Linked DNA regions of Homo sapiens: region 1 is linked to region 2. Evidence: read pairs that join two places in POLR2A ChIA-PET (ENCODE). Cell type or tissue: OCI-LY7. All regions are shown on one strand. Links, peaks and the distances in the headings refer to the core of each region. The heading gives the core; the rest is flanking DNA. Region 1 has its middle 85 kb from the start of MIR621. Region 2 overlaps ELF1 (E74 like ETS transcription factor 1).

Region 1 (8,343 bases), core at 335-8,334, 110 kb after region 2:
TTTTTTCCAAGCCAGGATTCATATTTTTTCAGTATCTCTGATAATTATTTCTACCTTTTACTGAATATCACCTTTCATGTTAGCCTATTAATTTTTTAGAAATTAAGAAACTATAATTTTTTTATTTCATTTTGTTTATTTAATGACACTATTCTCTGGTCACAGTCTCAGAATTGTGACTTTAGTGTCACCTATATTGTGAAATATTCATTTTAAAAATTAATTTTTTTTTGAGACAGAGTCTCACTCTGTTTCCCAGGCTGGAGTGCATCGGTGTGATCTCAACTCACTGCAAGCTCCGCCTGCCAGGTTCAAGCAATTCTCCTGCCTCAGCCTCCTGAGTAGCTGGGACTACAGGTGCACGCCACCATGCCCGGCTAATTTTTTATATTTTTAGTAGAGATGGGGTTTCACCATGCTGGCCAGGCTGGTCTCGAACTCCTGACCTCATGATCCACCTGCGTCAGCCTCCCAGAATTTTGGGATTACAGGTGTGAGCCACTGCGTGTGGCATTAATTTTTATTCCCTTTAAGAATTAGAATTCTCAGTCTTTTGGGGTGAATTTGCCCTTGTGGAAATGTTGTTGTATTCCTATTTTTAGTCAGAATAATTTTTCTGTATTAAACAATACAAAATGTGAAAGCCTGGAATTGTGGGAAATAAAAATGTATGTCTTAGAAACAAAATAGCCTCCTTTTCTCTTACTTTGAAGTTTGAAAGTGAATCCCTTTTTTTAATGTTCAGAGAAGAATATATATATGTTAGAGAATCCTGGTGATAATGGAATGGAATGGAATGGGGTATGTGGGCATGATACTCCTGCTTGTCTGAATACATTGATATGGAAATTTTAAAATTGTTTTTGTTTTTTTTTTTTGAGATGGAGTCTCACTCTCGCCCAGGCTCGAGTGCAGTGGCGCGATCTCGGCTCACTGCAAGCTCTGCCTCCCGGGTTTATGCCATTCTCCCACCTCAGCCTCCCAAGTAGCTGGGACTACAGGCGCCCGCCACCATGCCCTGCTAATTTTTTGTATTTTTAGTAGAGACAGGGTTTCACTGTGTTAGCCAGGATGGTCTTGATCTCCTGACCTCGTGATCCACCCACCTCGGCCTCCCAAAGTGCTGGGATTACAGGCATGAGCCACTGCGCCCAGCCAAAATTGTTGTTTTAATGTCTTGCTTCATACAGTGGTGGTGGTAACAGTGAGAATTGTTTAATTTTTTTTTAACTGGGTTAGTTAAAAAAAAAAGATCCACAAATTGTAGATCTTGGAATGTATTATTGTTACTTTTCTTATATTTTGTAATGTATATTCATATATTTTTAAAACAAGAATTTTACTCTACATAATTTTTAAACAGCTATACATTGTCGATATTTTTATCATGTCCTTACATATTCAACAGCAAAGTATTTCATCATATGCATGTACTGTACCTTATTTAGCCAGCCCCATTTTGTTTGGCTTGTGGAGAATTACAATAGCTGTTTTGACTGTTGTATCACATGCCAGGCACTGTACTGTGTATTATCTCATGTAATTCTCATAGTTACTGCATGGTGTAGGTATTTTTATCCCCAGTTTACAGGTAGAGAAACTGAACCCAGAGATGTTAAATAATTTGCCCAAGTTTTTTGGCTGACTATACTGATGAAGATACTGATACTAGCATTCTGTTGTCAGTTATTTGCCAGACAGAATTCTTTATTTTTTAATACATAATATCATTTACTCTTGAGAACCCTAAATGAGTTAGGGCCTACTAAATCATTTACAATACAATACAGTAGGAGAAACTGAGGCTCGCTGAGATTAAGTTGCTTGCTTATGGTTATACATCCAACAAATGACACCTATTTCCAACTCTTTCTGTTTACACAGCTGATTGTTTTTGTCTCAACACCTGCTTATTTCTGAGGAAATAAGTAAAAATTCTAGCTGAAAAGACATTTCCAGCAAATTATTTCATATTTTGGCTCCCTCCTCTCTAAAATATGGATAATGGTCTTTTTTTAAATAGGGTGATTCTATTAAGTGAGATAATGTATGTGAAGCATGTAGCACACAGGGTATATAATAAAAGTCAATAAATGTTACTAGTACTATTCCTATTATTTTATTTTGGTTATTTAGATTTTTATTCAGGCTGTAAAAGCAGTAAATGCATATTATAACATATCATAGAAAATCTGGAAAAGATAAAGGAGCTTAGGAAGTAATCACTCAGACTCATCACTGGTGACATTTTAGCATGTTTCCCTCAGGATAACTCATTATTTCCTGACACATAGGTCAATCATTACACATGACACATACTGGAATCTTTTTACTTATGGGAATGTCTTTTCTGATTAATTACTTTAAAAAGAACAGAGGCTGTGTCCTTATGTACTAGCACTGTTTCTGGCTCAGAGTAGGTGCTCAGCAAATATTTGAAATGAGCTGTTAGAAGCTTGAGAGAAGACCTTTGAGGTCTTCTCCATTCCTTGCCATTTTTTGCATTTAAAAAATGATTATAAAAAGATTTTAGTTTAAAAATAAAGAAGGTAGATGTATTCGTTTGAGCTCAGGAAGACTGAGCTATTATCAGACAAAGGAATTTGATGTAACAATTAAATGTGCAAAGAGCTCAGTAAGAGTATGTTGGGAAGGTTGCATTCTGAAGATCAGGGAAGCAATTATTTAATGAGTATAGTCTTGAAGTATATGGTTCTCAAAAGTTTGCCAATAAATTGCCCCAGCTCTTTAGTCTCTGGGAAAGATCCCTTCATGTTAACCTGTGGTGGTAAGTGGGATCTTACTTACCACTTAAGATGGTGGTGTCTGGATATCATGATTGCTTAAGAGTAATGATATCTCTTTAATTTTGAAGTTTCTTTCATTGGAAAAAAGTAAACTCTGTGCTATGCAGAGGAGACTTTAGAGGTGGATGGTAATACATATAATGTTGAGAACTAATGATCCAGCACAGTAGGGATTCTTATTGACAACCTGTGAATACTCTTTTGGGATATTAACACCTTGAGATCCTTCCTGGTACATGTGAGAACAACATTCAAGCAAACTGTCAAAGTTTTAAGTTAACTTTTAAAGTATTTTTGACTTAAATGAAAATAGAATGGTTTCTTAATGGTTGCAATAAACACCTCTGAAATTGGACTAGTGCTAATTCTAGAACTATCTGCCAGAATCAAGACTTAAGACTTCATTTTTAAAAACATTGAAACATTTGAAAGTACAAGCATTGAAAGTGAATTAAGTGTAAAAGGGAATTCATAGAAAATTAGCCCCTACCTTCTTTTCCCTTTTTTTTTTTTTTTTTGCTGGGGGAGACAGGGTCTCACTCTGTTGCCTATGCTGGAATGCAGTGGCACTATCATGGCTCACTGCCGTCTCAACTACCTGAGCTCAAGTGATCCTTCCTCTTCAGCCTCCCAAAGTGCCAGGATTACAGGTGTGAGCCACTGCACCCAACCCCCTTTACCTTTTTTTTAAAAAGCTGCTTTAAGTGGTTTATTATATGCAGCTATTTTGGTGAATGATTAAGTATAATTTCAGAAGCGGAGGTCAGCTTGTCTCAGCTGAAACAGGTTGTTACTAAGAGCTTTGCCTTTGGCTTTATAAAGGCCTCTTTGTTCATGCTGCACAATTACATAGGTCATGATGGCTTTCAGTAGATATGAATGCTAGTCTGTGTTGCTTTTCAGGTGAAACAAGGAACTTTTTATAGACAATGTGTAAATAGTTACAGGAACATGAAGTGTGAATATAGGGTGCCTTGTGGCCAGGTTTAGTGTGGTGATAAACACAGTACTTTTCAGGCCCTCATTTTTCAGATGAGTTGAAAATTAAAGGAGCAAGATGTAATTTTAATCTTTCAGATAATATTAACAGTTCTTTTCAGTAACTGTTGCTGTGTCATTGCCAGCTATTGGATTTCTGTCTCCTTTTGATAAATATACCAGAAGTGACACCTTAAAGTAACCAGAGTACTATCACTTAATACCGTGTATGAGAAAATATTGGTGGTATATTATTTTATAAAAAAATAGCTGGGCACAGTGGCTCATGCCTGTAATTCTAGCTACTCAGGAGGCTGGCAGGAGAATCACTTGAACCCGGAGGGCAGAGGTTGAAGTGAGCCGAGTTCACACCACTGCACTCCAGCCTGGGTGACAGAAACTCTGTCTCAAAAAAAAAAAAAAAAGAAATCATAGTTTACTTTAGGGAATTCTAGAGATTCTTATGAAATATTTGTTTTTATGTATGTAGAGTTTAAACATGTAAATTACATTAAAGATAGTATACTCCACCCTTATCCCAGTGAAATGATTTCATATTTTTCTTATTATGGAAACAATTATTACATTTCTTTGCTCCTAAAGAAAATAAACACTTGAGACCACATACCCCACATACATATACCATCACTTGATGTCTGATTAAAAATGTTGGCAGTTTTCCCTATGTTACCACTTTGTTAGAGTATTTTAAGGTGCAAATTTTGAAGGTTTTTTGCTAAAGGCAGATGGTATAATCATCTGATAAAAAGAAGTCAAAGAACCTAGGGGTGAATGGGCTTCTCTTTTTGTTAAGTCTGCCTTTTGATTTTTAAATTCTTTTTGCAAAACTAACGATCCTTTTCATAGAAAAAATTAGAATATAACATTCTAATTCAATTCTTCATTTAAACTGTTTTATATAATGTTATGGTGCTTACTTTAATATTTGCATTAAAAATGCTGATTTTAGCCACTTAAAAATAGAGGTGAGAGCATTATTTGAATAAAGAAAACAAAAAGTAGATATAAATGCTATGTGATTGTGTGTTTAAGGGTAAGGATAGACTCAGGGGACTAACCTTGATTAGAGAGTAAAAGATGCTATTAGGATACTATTAATTTTTAATTTTAATAAGTGAACTTACTCCAGCATTCAGAAGTTGTTAACTTCTGCTTCTTTTTGTGTGTGTGTGTGTGTGTGTGTGTGTGTGTGTGTGTGTGTGTGTGTATGAGACAAGAGTTTTGCTCTTTTTGCCCAGGCTGGAGTGCAATGGCACGATCTCGGCTCACTGGAACCTCTGCCTCCCGGGTTCAAGTGATTCTCCTGCCTCAGCCTCCCAAGTAGCTGGGATTACAGGTGTTTGCCACCATGCCTGGCTAATTTTTTGTATTTTTAGTACAGACGGGAATTCACCATGTTGGCCAGGATGGTCTTGATCTCTTGACCTCATGATCCACCTACCTCGGCCTCCCAAAGTGCTGGGATTACAGGCATGAGCCACTGTGCCCGGCCTTTTTTTTTTTTTTTTTTTTTTTTTTTTTGAGATGGTGTTTTGCTCTTGTTGCCCCAGTCTGGAGTGCAATGGCACGATCTTGGCTCACCACAACTTCTGCCTCCCAGGTTCAAGCGATTCTCCTGCCTCAGCCTCCTGAGTATCTGGGATTACAGGCATGCACCACCACACCCAGCTAATTTTGTATTTTTAGTAGAGACAGGGTTTCTCCATGTTGGTCAGGCTGGTCTCGAATTCCCTACCTCAGGTGATCAGCCTGCCTCAGCCTCCCAAAGTGTTGGGATTACAGGCATAAGCCACCATGCACAGCTCTGCTTCTTTTTTATCTGTATTTTTCACTGCTCTGATTTTTTTTCAAGTCAAGTCCTGGACTTGAGGCAAATTGGGCTTCTCCATACCCCTCTATGCAGTGTCTTTTCACACCCCAGTGCTCCAGTTAGGCCACTCCCTGTGCCTCTGGAGACCCACCCCTTCACTCTTGCGAATGCTTCTACCGTCCAAAGCCCTTAGGGGTGTATAAAGCCTTTCCTCTTCACAGTCAGGTGTGGTCTCTCCTGAGCTTTTAGCACATTTATTTATTTAGAACTTTAGTAACTTTCTTAAAGTATCTCACATACTTCCAAGTGGTCGAGGATGTGTCTTTAATATTTTAAAAATCCAGCTGGGTGTGGTGGCTCATGCCTGTAATCCTAGCACTTTGGGTGGCTGAGGTAGGAGAATGGCTTGAGGCCAGGAGTTTCAGACCAGCCTGGGCAACATAGTGAGACCCTGTCTCTACAAAAAAACAGAAAAATTAGCTGAGAGTGGTGGCACATGTCTATAGTTCCAGCTACTAGGGAAGCTGAGACCGGAGGATCACTTGAGCCTAGAAGTTCAAGGCTGCAGTGAACTATGATCCTTCCACTGCACTCCAGCCTGGGAGACAGAGCAAGCCCCTTTTCTCTACAAATAAAATAAAAATCCCCCACAGTCTTGAGGACTATACTATCTTATAATAGGTGTTTAGTAATTATTTGTTGAATGAATGAATACAAAAATGTTAGCATTCATTGTATTATGTTTATACAGTGAAATGTTTCTCCACTGTAAAACAGATGAATGCACATATAAACGCAGTAATTATTTTAGAATCGGATTTCTTTTATTATTATACTTTAAGTTCTAGGGTACATGTGCACAATATGCAGGTTTGTTACATATGTATACACGTGCCATGTTGGTGTGCTGCACCCATTAACTCGTCATTTACATTAGGTATATCTCCTAATGGTATCCCTCCCCACTCCCCCCACCCCACGACAGGCCCCGGTGTGTGGTGTTCCCCACCCTGTATCCAAGTGTTCTTATTGTTCAATTCCCACCTATTATTGAGAGCATGCAGTGTTTGGTTTTTTGTCCTTGCGATAGTTTGCTGAGAATGATGGTTTCCAGCTTCATCCATGTCCCTACAAAGGACATGAACTCATCCTTTTTTATGGCTGCATAGTATTCCATGGTGTATATGTGCCACGTTTTCTTAATCCAATCTATCATTGATGGACATTTGGGTTGGTTCCAAGTCTTTGCTATTGTGAATAGTGCTGCAATAAACATACATGTGCATGTGTCTTTATAGCAGCATGATTTATACTCCTTTGGGTATATGCCCACTAATGGGATGGCTGGGTCAAATGGTATTTCTAGTTCTAGATCCTTGAGGAATCGCCACACTGTCTTCCACAATGGCTGAACTAGTTTACAGTCCCACCAACAGTGTAAAAGTGTTCCTATTTCTCCACATCCTCTCCAGCACCTGTTGTTTCCTGACTTTTTAATGATCGCCATTCTAACTGGTATGAGATGGTATCTCATTGTGGTTTTGATTTGCATTTCTCTGATGACCAGTGATGATGAGCATTTTTTCAAGTGTCTGTTGGCTGCATAAATGTCTTCTTTTGAGAAGTGTCTGTTCATATCCTTTGCCCACTTTTTGATGGGGTTGTTTGATTTTTTCTTGTAAATTTGTTTAAGTTCTTAATAAATTCTAGATGTCAGCCCTTTGTGAGATGGATAGATTGCAAAAATTTTCTCCCATTCTGTAGGTTGCCTGTTCACTCTGATGGTAATTTCTTTTGCTGTGCAGAAGCTCTTTAGTTTAATTAGATCCCATTTGTCAATTTTGGCTTTTGTTGCCATTGCTTTTGGTGTTTTAGACATGAAGTCCTTGCCCATGCCTATGTCCTGAATGGTATTGCCTAGGTTTTCTTCTAGGGTTTTTATGGTTTCAGATCTGACATTTAAGTCTTTAATCCATCTTGAATTAAATTTTGTATAAGGTGTAAGGAAGGGATCCAGTTTCAGCTTTCTACATATGGCCAGTTTTCCCAGCACCATTTATTAAATAGGGAATCCTTTCCCCATTTCTTGTTTTTCTCAGGTTTGTCAAAGATCAGATGGTTGTAGATGTGTGGTATTATTTCTGAGGGCTCTGTTCTGTTCCATTGGTCTATATCTCTGTTTTGGTACCAGTACCATACTGTTTTGGTTACCGTACCCTTGTAGTATAGTTTGAAGTCAAGTAGCATGATGCCTCCAGCTTTGTTCTTTTGGCTTAGGATTGACTTGGTGATGTGGGCTCTTTTTTGGTTCCATATGAACTTGAAAGTCGTTTTTTCCAATTCTGTGAAGAAAGTCATTGGTAGCTTGATGGGGATGGCATTGAATCTATAAATTACCTTGGGCAGTATGGCCATTTTCATGATACTGATTCTTCCTACCCATGAGCATGGAATGTTCTTCCATTTGTTTGTGTCCTCTTTTATTTCGTTGAGCAGTGGTTTGTAATTCTCCTTGAACAAGTCCTTCACATCCCTTGTAAGTTGGATTCCTAGGTATTTTATTCTCTTTGAAGCAATTGTGAATGGGAGTTCACTCATGATTTGGCTCTCTGTTTGTCTGTTATTGTTGTATGGGAATGCTTGTGATTTTTGCACATTGATTTTGTATCCTGAGACTTTGCTGAAGTTGCTTATCAGCTTAAGGAGATTTTGGGCTGAGACAATGGG
Region 2 (8,343 bases), core at 183-8,182:
GGAGCTACTGCACCTGGCCTCATAATACATTTTTATCTGTAAGCTATAGTTTATTTTTGCCCCACATTTATAAGTATCTTGAGGAATAATGTTTAATTTGACCGGTAGTAAAAGCTGACTTGAAAGAATGTGGCAATAAACTTTGCATCAGAGCCAGGGGCACTGAGATGCACCTGTAGTCCCAGCCACTTGGGAACTTGAGGTTGAAGGAATGCATGACCCCAGGAGTTTGAGACCTGGGCAACATAGTGAGACCCTCCTATTTCAAAAAAATGAAAACTCTGCATCAGTTAAAAATGGGATCAGGCACGGTGGCTCAAGCCTGTAATCCCAGCACTTTGGGAGGCCAAGGCAGGTGGATCACTTGGGCCCAGGAGTTTGAGACCAGCCTGCAAAATACGATGAAACCCCTTCTCTACTAAAAATACAAAAATAAGCCAGGCATGATGGTGAGTGACTGTAGTCCCAGCCACTTGGGGAGCTGAGGTGGGAGGATCACTTGAGCCCAGGAGGTCAAGGCTTCACTGAGGCATGTTCGTGCCACTATACTCCAACCTGGGCAACAAAGTAAGACCTTGTCTCAAAAAAAAAGTTAACTGCCTATTTCAGCAAGAGGGATTGGGTAGATTCAGATGTAAGTGTTATAAGACTGTGTGTCTGTCCCAAATAACTAAGAAGATCTAGGCATACTTCTAGATGAATAAATAGTAATTTCCAGTTGAGATCCATTAACAAATTGGAGCTTTAGTTACCTAGAAGTAATTTAGTTAGGTTTCATCTTCAGAATTATCCCACATTCAAATACTTCTCAAAAACACATTTCAAAACAAAAACATTCATAAAATAATTAGTATAGTATTAACATCCATGAACTTTTAAGTAGCTAATAGATTGTTGAATCTAACCAGATTTACTGGTATATTCAGTGTTTCATCTTGCTTCCTGATCAGTGTTTCATGTAGCTTCCTTAGAATTCTTACTGTAATGGTAGCAATTTCTGAATCTTTAGTGATTTTTGTTGTTGTCATTATAAACTAGATATACATTCTTCAGGTAAAGCTTTCAAAATTTAACAATGTAAATGTGGAAACTGCTATAGAAAGTGAAAACATAGATCTTAACCCAGGTTTTTACTTTCATCATCCCTTGGCTCTCTTTCCTGAAATACTTCCCATAGTGTATGTATAAGCAGTGGCATGGACAAAGAACAAATGGAAATAGAAGTCATAAGATTTCATTGTCTGAGGGTTCCTATAAAGTCATGTAATTAGAGGTCTCTTAAATTTTTATTATATACCTTTTGATCTATATTATTATTGATTCATTCAGCAATTATTGCCTGTTACATATTATTCTTGATGTTGGGATATAGCAATGAACAAAAAATAAAAACTATTCATAAATTATATGCATATATTTTACTAATTAACCTCCATTTAAAATGTATTATAATTATATAAAGATTAGAGAAACATAGATAAACTAGATTAGTTTTCGATGTGCTACATGTGATCTAAGGCAAGGAAAGTGTGCACACACACACACACACATACACCTCATACCTATATGTATTTTTTTGGGGGGGTGGGGGGGAGATAGGGGTGTAGCCCTCTCGCCTAGGCTAGAGTACAGTGGTACAATCATAGCTTGCTGCAGCCTCAAACTCCTGGGCTCAAGCAATCCTCCACCTCAGCCTCCCATGTAGAATTACAAGTGCATACCACTATGACGTGCAAATTTCTTTTCTGTGTTTTTTTTTTTTTTCCTTTCTTTCTTTCTTTTTTATTTTATTTTTTTATTGGTGGGTATGCGGTCTGGCTATGTTGTCCAGGCTGGTCTTAAACTCCTGGGCTCAATCGATCCTCTTATCTTGGCCTCCCAAAATATTGGGATTACAGGCATGAGCCACCATGCTTGGCCCAAAGCATGTATATTTAACAGCATTATTTTTAATCAAGGAAAAAAAAAATCCCAGGGAGTTTTTTTTTTTTTCAATATGCTATTCTGAGAAAAGACTCCTTTAAAGGGCATATAATAAGTAATAATATCCTGTAAGTAAAAAACATATATTGATAAATATGACCTAGGAAAACAAAGGCTCTTTGTGGTCCTCAATACATTTTAAGAATATAAAGGGATCTTGACACCAAAAAGTTTGAGAACTGCTGCACTATTGCAACTAGTAATTTAAATATCATTCTTAGAGTTTTACATTATTAAATTGAAGTTTAAAAAAATGCAAGCTTTCTAAACCAGAACTAGAGTAAAAACATTAATTCGAAGTTTTTTTTCCCAATGAGAAAAATCATAGACTGTCACCTTTACCATTTATTTACTTGTGTCTCCTAGCCCTTTCCACGAAGAATAACCAATTCTTTAAAATTGGGAAGTATATTAAAGTATTACATTTAAAATTAAAATATATTAAACTTTCTAGCAAAGGAATGCAAATTAAAGTCAAATAGCCCCCCTGTGTTTTTATCCATCATATTGGCAGTAGTTCAAGCATTGTGGGTTGTTGCAAATGATGTTAAATGTCCATGCAGGTATTCTGTTGCTAACAGTATAAACTGAAAAAATCTTCTGCAGGGCAGTTGGCATTATGATATCAAATGCTTTGAAAGTCTATGTGCCTTTCAGTTCTTGGTGTAGGTATCCTAAAGAAAATTTAAGGATGGGACCAAAGATTCAGTTGTAAGGATATTTGAATCGTTCGTTGTGATTGTGTAGCAGTTCTCAAACCTTATACTTTTTTTTTTCAAGCTTTATGATCTTTGCATCGTCTTTATACTATTAAAATTGAGGCTCCCAAAGAGCTTTGGTTCATGTGGGTTACATTTACCAATATTAACCAATGTTAGAAATTAAAACAAACTTGAAAAATATTAATATATTTATTTAAAAATAATACGCCCATTACATTTTAACATAATTATTTTTATAAAGGACAAGTTTGAGCCAGGTATGGTGACCCAAGCCTATAGTCCAGCTACTTGAGAACCTGAGGCAGGAGGATTGCTTGAGCCCAGGAGTTCAAGTCCAACCCAGGCAACATAGCAGGACCCTGTTTTTTTTAAAAAAAAAAGTGCAAAAAAGACAAATATGTTTCCCAAAACAAAAGCTGTACTGAGAAGAGTGTAAATCTTTTAGCTTTGACTTCACAGAAGACAGCTATATTCTCATATTTGCTTTTGCATGAAATCTGTTGGAATATGTTGCTTTTGTTGAAGAATATGAAGAAAATTCAGCCTCACACAGATGTCTAGTCACAAAAAGTAGATGTATTTTAATGGCCACTTCAGATAATTGTGGATATTCTTTGATACTACACCAAAGCTCATCAACAAATGCTAGTTTTTTAAAAGTTAGAACAATGAGATTCTGAAAACCTATGAATGAACTTTTTGTCCCCTGTAACATTAAAATCCATAGGTCTGTCTTGTACTTTGAATGGATTGATTTTTTTTTTTTTAACCTAAGCAAGATTTTGTAACATCATGCGTGAGTCATTTGGGTATTGCAAATGTTGACATAGTATCAAAATCACACCAGTCTCATCAGAAAAGCCTTTTAAGTGTATTGAGAAGCCAACAGAGTCAAAGCGGTAGATACATACAAGTTTTCCAAAATTCTGATTTTCAGTTGAAAGCTTGCATTTTATAATTGGTGACAATTGCTGTTAGTTGTTTTCCTTGAAGTGATGGGCATGCTTTATTAATTTTTGGAAAAATTTCTGCCAGATATCCAATTCTGAATAATAATTAGTTCTTTTAAGTAAAAATTACATTTCATGAAAGCAGCAGCTAGTTTGGCTCACAGGTCGAAGAATAATAGCATAAATGCTTTTTCTCAAGACAACAATGCTATTTCTGTTTATGCCAGAAGTAGTACTTTATTTGTACCTCCAATTTTATCACTCAGAATATTAAAAACATATGTATTTAATGGTTGAGATTCAAGAAAATAGTTTTTACTCTTCTTCAAAGACATTCTTAAGTGAAGTCGCCTTTTTAAAATGTGAGTGCCCAGTGGTAAGGAGTAGACTCATGGCTTGAGGGTGCAGCCTTGGTCAGGGCAGAGGCACTCGCAGTTTCATCCTGCTTTGCTTTTGCATCATCAGGGCAAGTGTCAACACAGTGGAAAAGCCAAATAATACCTTGCCATTATTATGAAAAGAGTTGTGATCTCAGGAGCCCCCTGAAAGGGTCTCTGGATCCTTTGTGGGTCTGAGGATTACATTTTGTGAATCGCTGTGAATAATGCAGCATTAGAAATAATACAAATGTCTAAAAATTAGGGGTTGATTAAATAAATGTTATATGGAAGAAATATACTTTTATTAAAGTTTATGTTAAATACAAGCTTATAACACAGTATTTTTCTGTTTTTGGCACCTCTCTAATGAGGAAATCAACATTCGTCAAAGAAAGTGAAGGCGTTGGTTCTGAGTCTCAGTGCTTCCATTTAGTTGATGCCTTTGTGATTAAGAAAAGGGAAGTTGAATAGCAGGAGGGGGCAGTTACTGGCTTCTCCAGTAGGCTAAGGGATGTTTGTATAGCAACCTTATTTTTACAGCAAAAGGAATTGGCAGTGGTATCAATCATTTTTTGATACTTAATAATAATATGTGGAATGTGCCTTCAAATGAAGTTCCTCCAGTAGACTCAATTTATATTTAGGCATTTTCTGATTTACATTTTCCCGTTGTGTTCTTCTTAATTGAAAGAGCTTTCAGTTGCTGCATATTATTTAACTTCAGACTGAATTAAAGAAATGAGTTATAAGCAGGTTAGAAGGATACTGTTGAGTTGAGCCCCTTGGGCTTCCTGCTAAGACCTCCACACAGGGCGTTTCTGAGGTGTATTATCTGTACTCTGCAGCAGGGAGGAACACTTTTTGTGAGCGGCATCATTGAAGATAGGATGCTTTGTGCATCCGAGATATTTCTCTGTTATAGTGGAAGCCTAATAATAATCATGACTTGTCTTGAGTAAGGTTTAATATTTTCCTAAGCACCAAGTTCTAAGGAGGGTTTGATGTTTAAAGTTCCTTTCCAAATAGCCATTGTGTTTATTCAAAATTTTATGTTTTAGATAAACTTGGGTAAAGTATGCTGGAAGAATATATACAGCATGCTATGTACATAAAGTTTTAAAATATACTATACAAAATGTACGTATGTACTAAATTATAAGGAAAAATACCATTAAGATTTTAGATTTAAGTTTGAATAATTAATTCGAATTAATGTTACATGTGTTTTAGTTTGAAGGGCAACTTAAAAAGTTTGTATTTAGACATAAGGTATATTGTGTAAATTATTTTATTCAAAATGTTTTCATGGTATGAACGTTGCAAACTAGACATCGTGCCTGATCCTTTGATCTGTAGATCAGAGAAAAACTTGCATATTGTTATAGGATAATTTACAACCTGTTAGTCTTAAGAATAAACTGAAAGGAAGATGTAATACTTATCTGCCCTTGGTAGAACAGAACAGTTACACATCGTTAACTGTGTTTGATTGTTGGGTAGGTGATGGACACTAGGTTCTCTGCAGCTGCTCTGAGACTCCCCAACTCACTCCCCATCCTGCCCCCCAGTTAGGGTTATTTCACTAAGCATCAGAGCCAGAGGATAGGGGAGGGGAGCTAATGTGTAAGGAAATGGGTGATGTTCTTCTTCCTTCATTCTTCCTTCATGGTTTGGGGAACACTTACTCCTTATTCCCTAGATATTGGGGACAATTTAGCCAATACATTTACAAGTGAGAGCAGAGATATACTAAAGATATGCTAGGAAGGCACTAATAATTCTTAGACTCCTATAAAGAATGAGCAAGATCCTTCTGGTTGAAAAATACTGGGTAAAAATGAAATCGTTTTTCAAAGCCATTCATTTAAGAAATGTTACTTCAGGAGCCTACTACCATGCTTACAGCTGATTATTAGGTATATGTTAAGTTCTCTTTAGGAAAGAGAGGTCACAGGAAGCTGAAGATGGACTTCTGTGAAGTAAAATATGAAGAGTGGTTTTGGACATTGACCTAGAATGGAATAGCACTAAACTCTGGTGGAATTGTAATTGTGGCAACTTATGCTTATTATAGCCTAGGTAAATATTGACCAATATGAATGGATAAGATAGCTGCATTTTGCCCAAGTTTATGATACAGAATATGAATCATATGAGTAATGAATTGAATTCATTCTTAAGGATTGATTATTAGTTTGGGAGGCAGCTTGGCATGGTGAAAGGTGAGCACACCTTAGTTATAATTAACTGGAAGGTTGGTTAACATGACTTGAAGCAGGCAGGATTCACCTATGGAGAACAGAGTTCTATTTGGTTGTATATAGTTGAATATATATGAGTAAATAACATGAGCCAAGTTTGGGATATACAGGAAGTGAGAAGGGAGTAGAGATAGTTTGGTTGGGGGATATAAATTGTAGTACAGGAGAGTGCTGATAAGAAGCCATGGTAAAAATGACCAAAGATCAAAGATGCAAGTTATCAGTCCTGCTTTGTTGATAGTCAGTTGCTTAAAGGTTGTTTTTTTTTTGTGGTAGGTTTTTTTTTTTTTTTTTTTTGGATAGGTATAGCAGAGGTTGGGGGGAGGGTCACATATCAAGGTGGTCAAGTGTTACTTATGTAAACAGTTGGGTAAAATAGTTTGAGGGCCTGTTCTGTTGTTTAGACACTTGGTTTTTTACTCAGTCATTGTGGTTTTCAAATCTTAATTTGTGTGGTGTTTGCTCCTAAGAATACTTCTTCAAAAGACTATAAATGAGTCTTTGCGTGCATATTGAATCTTAGATCCCAAGACCAAAATACTTTTTTATTGGCTCTGTTTGCATAAACACTCTTCACCATTTATATGTTTGTGCTACTGTACTTTCATATATTTTCACACAAACTATTGGACTATTTATAAAACAAGACATAAAGATGTAACAGAGAAGGCAGGAAATACTTGACATTTGTGTGCCATATCTTACTCTGTGCTTCCTGTCAGTTAAACCACGATGAGAGGAACAGAGACACAGATGTACAATTGCTGCTTTAATTTGCCACTGGGGAGACCAGTTAAGCATAAAGCTAGTTTTATTAAACTTTTGTCACTTGTTGATTCGAGGGACGTTGTAGGCTTGTTTGGTATTATATGGATTGTATGCATCATGTGGTGGCAATTAGATGTTTGCTACAGCACCTAATAGGAACATATATCTTTTACATATTTAAAAGGTATTTACTTTTGTGACATTTTTTAGGCCATAAAAAAATTGGCATTTGAATTCATATATTTGATATAAATTCACTATGAAATATTAGGCTAATATTTTGATCTTGAAATTTTAGTATCTAATTATTAACTTTTATGTATTAGTATATCAGGATTCTGTAAAACTTTCAAAGCATTTTGTAGTTTACCAAGTAAATTCTTACTTGGTACAACTTCAAGATGAAAGATGAAATGGAAAGTTATAGAGGTTGACTTATCTAAGAAAATACAGTTAGTAAATGATGTTCAACTACAACTTGAATGCAGGTGTTCTGATGGTAGATCCTGTATCCCTAATGTTAGGGAAAAGGTTTGTTTTCATTAAATTCCTATTCTACCTGTTTCTCAGTGATTTTAACTTTTAGGGTCACCTTTGCTTATTCTTCCCAGAATATCCCCCACCCCCTTTCCTTTCATGTTCTCTCTCCTTGGAAAAAAACAGATGTGGGCTATTTCTTTAGAAATAAGTAACATGTTACTTCCTTATGAAGTTTTTTCAGGTTCTCACAGGTATTTACCCCTCTCTATTCATTCTGTCATCTTTTGGTTGACTTGTTTATTTACATTGTTTTGTAATTATCTGTTTACATTGTTTCTTTTTAGATGTTGAACCACTTTGGGACAAGGATCATATCTTATTTATCTTTATTTTTGTATACCCAGTAAATGGCATATAGTAGATTTCATAAATACTTGTTGGGGGAATAAATACATGCCTGATATTTATTTTCTTTTTTCTAGAATCATAAACTGGTTAAAGAACTATAATGTGAATCTTTTCTACAGGTTGCCTTTATGGTTTATTTCTAAGAAATAATTTTATTGTAAAAGTTATTTTGTACTTCAGCTCCACCCACCCCCAGTTTGTTTTTGCTGTTTATGGAAATGAGATATCTTAGTGAAATTATTAGTGTTTTCATCCTAGTTAAAAGTGGAGATAACATATTGGTCCATTAAAAAATGTAGCTGAAGAGCTTAATTATTTTAGCTCGCTAAGCATCAAAAATCTCTTACTTTTGGCTTCAATCTGGAAAAAATGTCTAGCCATTCATTGTGGT

What was found. Peaks named below come from ENCODE experiments on the same cell type or tissue, not always from the same donor. Only the 100,000 strongest peaks of a DNase experiment are listed, where the experiment ranks them.
Region 1: POLR2A ChIA-PET joins it to region 2 with 9 read pairs; 4 of 35 experiments call an interaction of 5 or more read pairs at or near these places.

Annotation. Positions count from the first base shown.
Region 1 is chr13:40,891,192-40,899,534 of GRCh38, reverse strand. It overlaps the pseudogene TPTE2P5. Among named protein-coding and RNA genes, the nearest start is that of MIR621, 85 kb to the right of the region's middle. In OCI-LY7, for the core only: no CTCF peak of the experiment used is centred there; no DNase peak of the experiment used is centred there.
Region 2 is chr13:41,003,701-41,012,043 of GRCh38, reverse strand. All of the region lies in intron 1 of ELF1 (E74 like ETS transcription factor 1), which reads left to right. Among named protein-coding and RNA genes, the nearest start is that of ELF1, 11 kb to the left of the region's middle. In OCI-LY7, for the core only: CTCF peaks have their summits at 4,340 and 4,564; DNase peaks (open chromatin) are centred at 4,493, 5,553, 6,713, 7,033 and 2 weaker places; H3K4me3 peaks cover 7,380 bases; H3K27ac peaks cover 7,772 bases.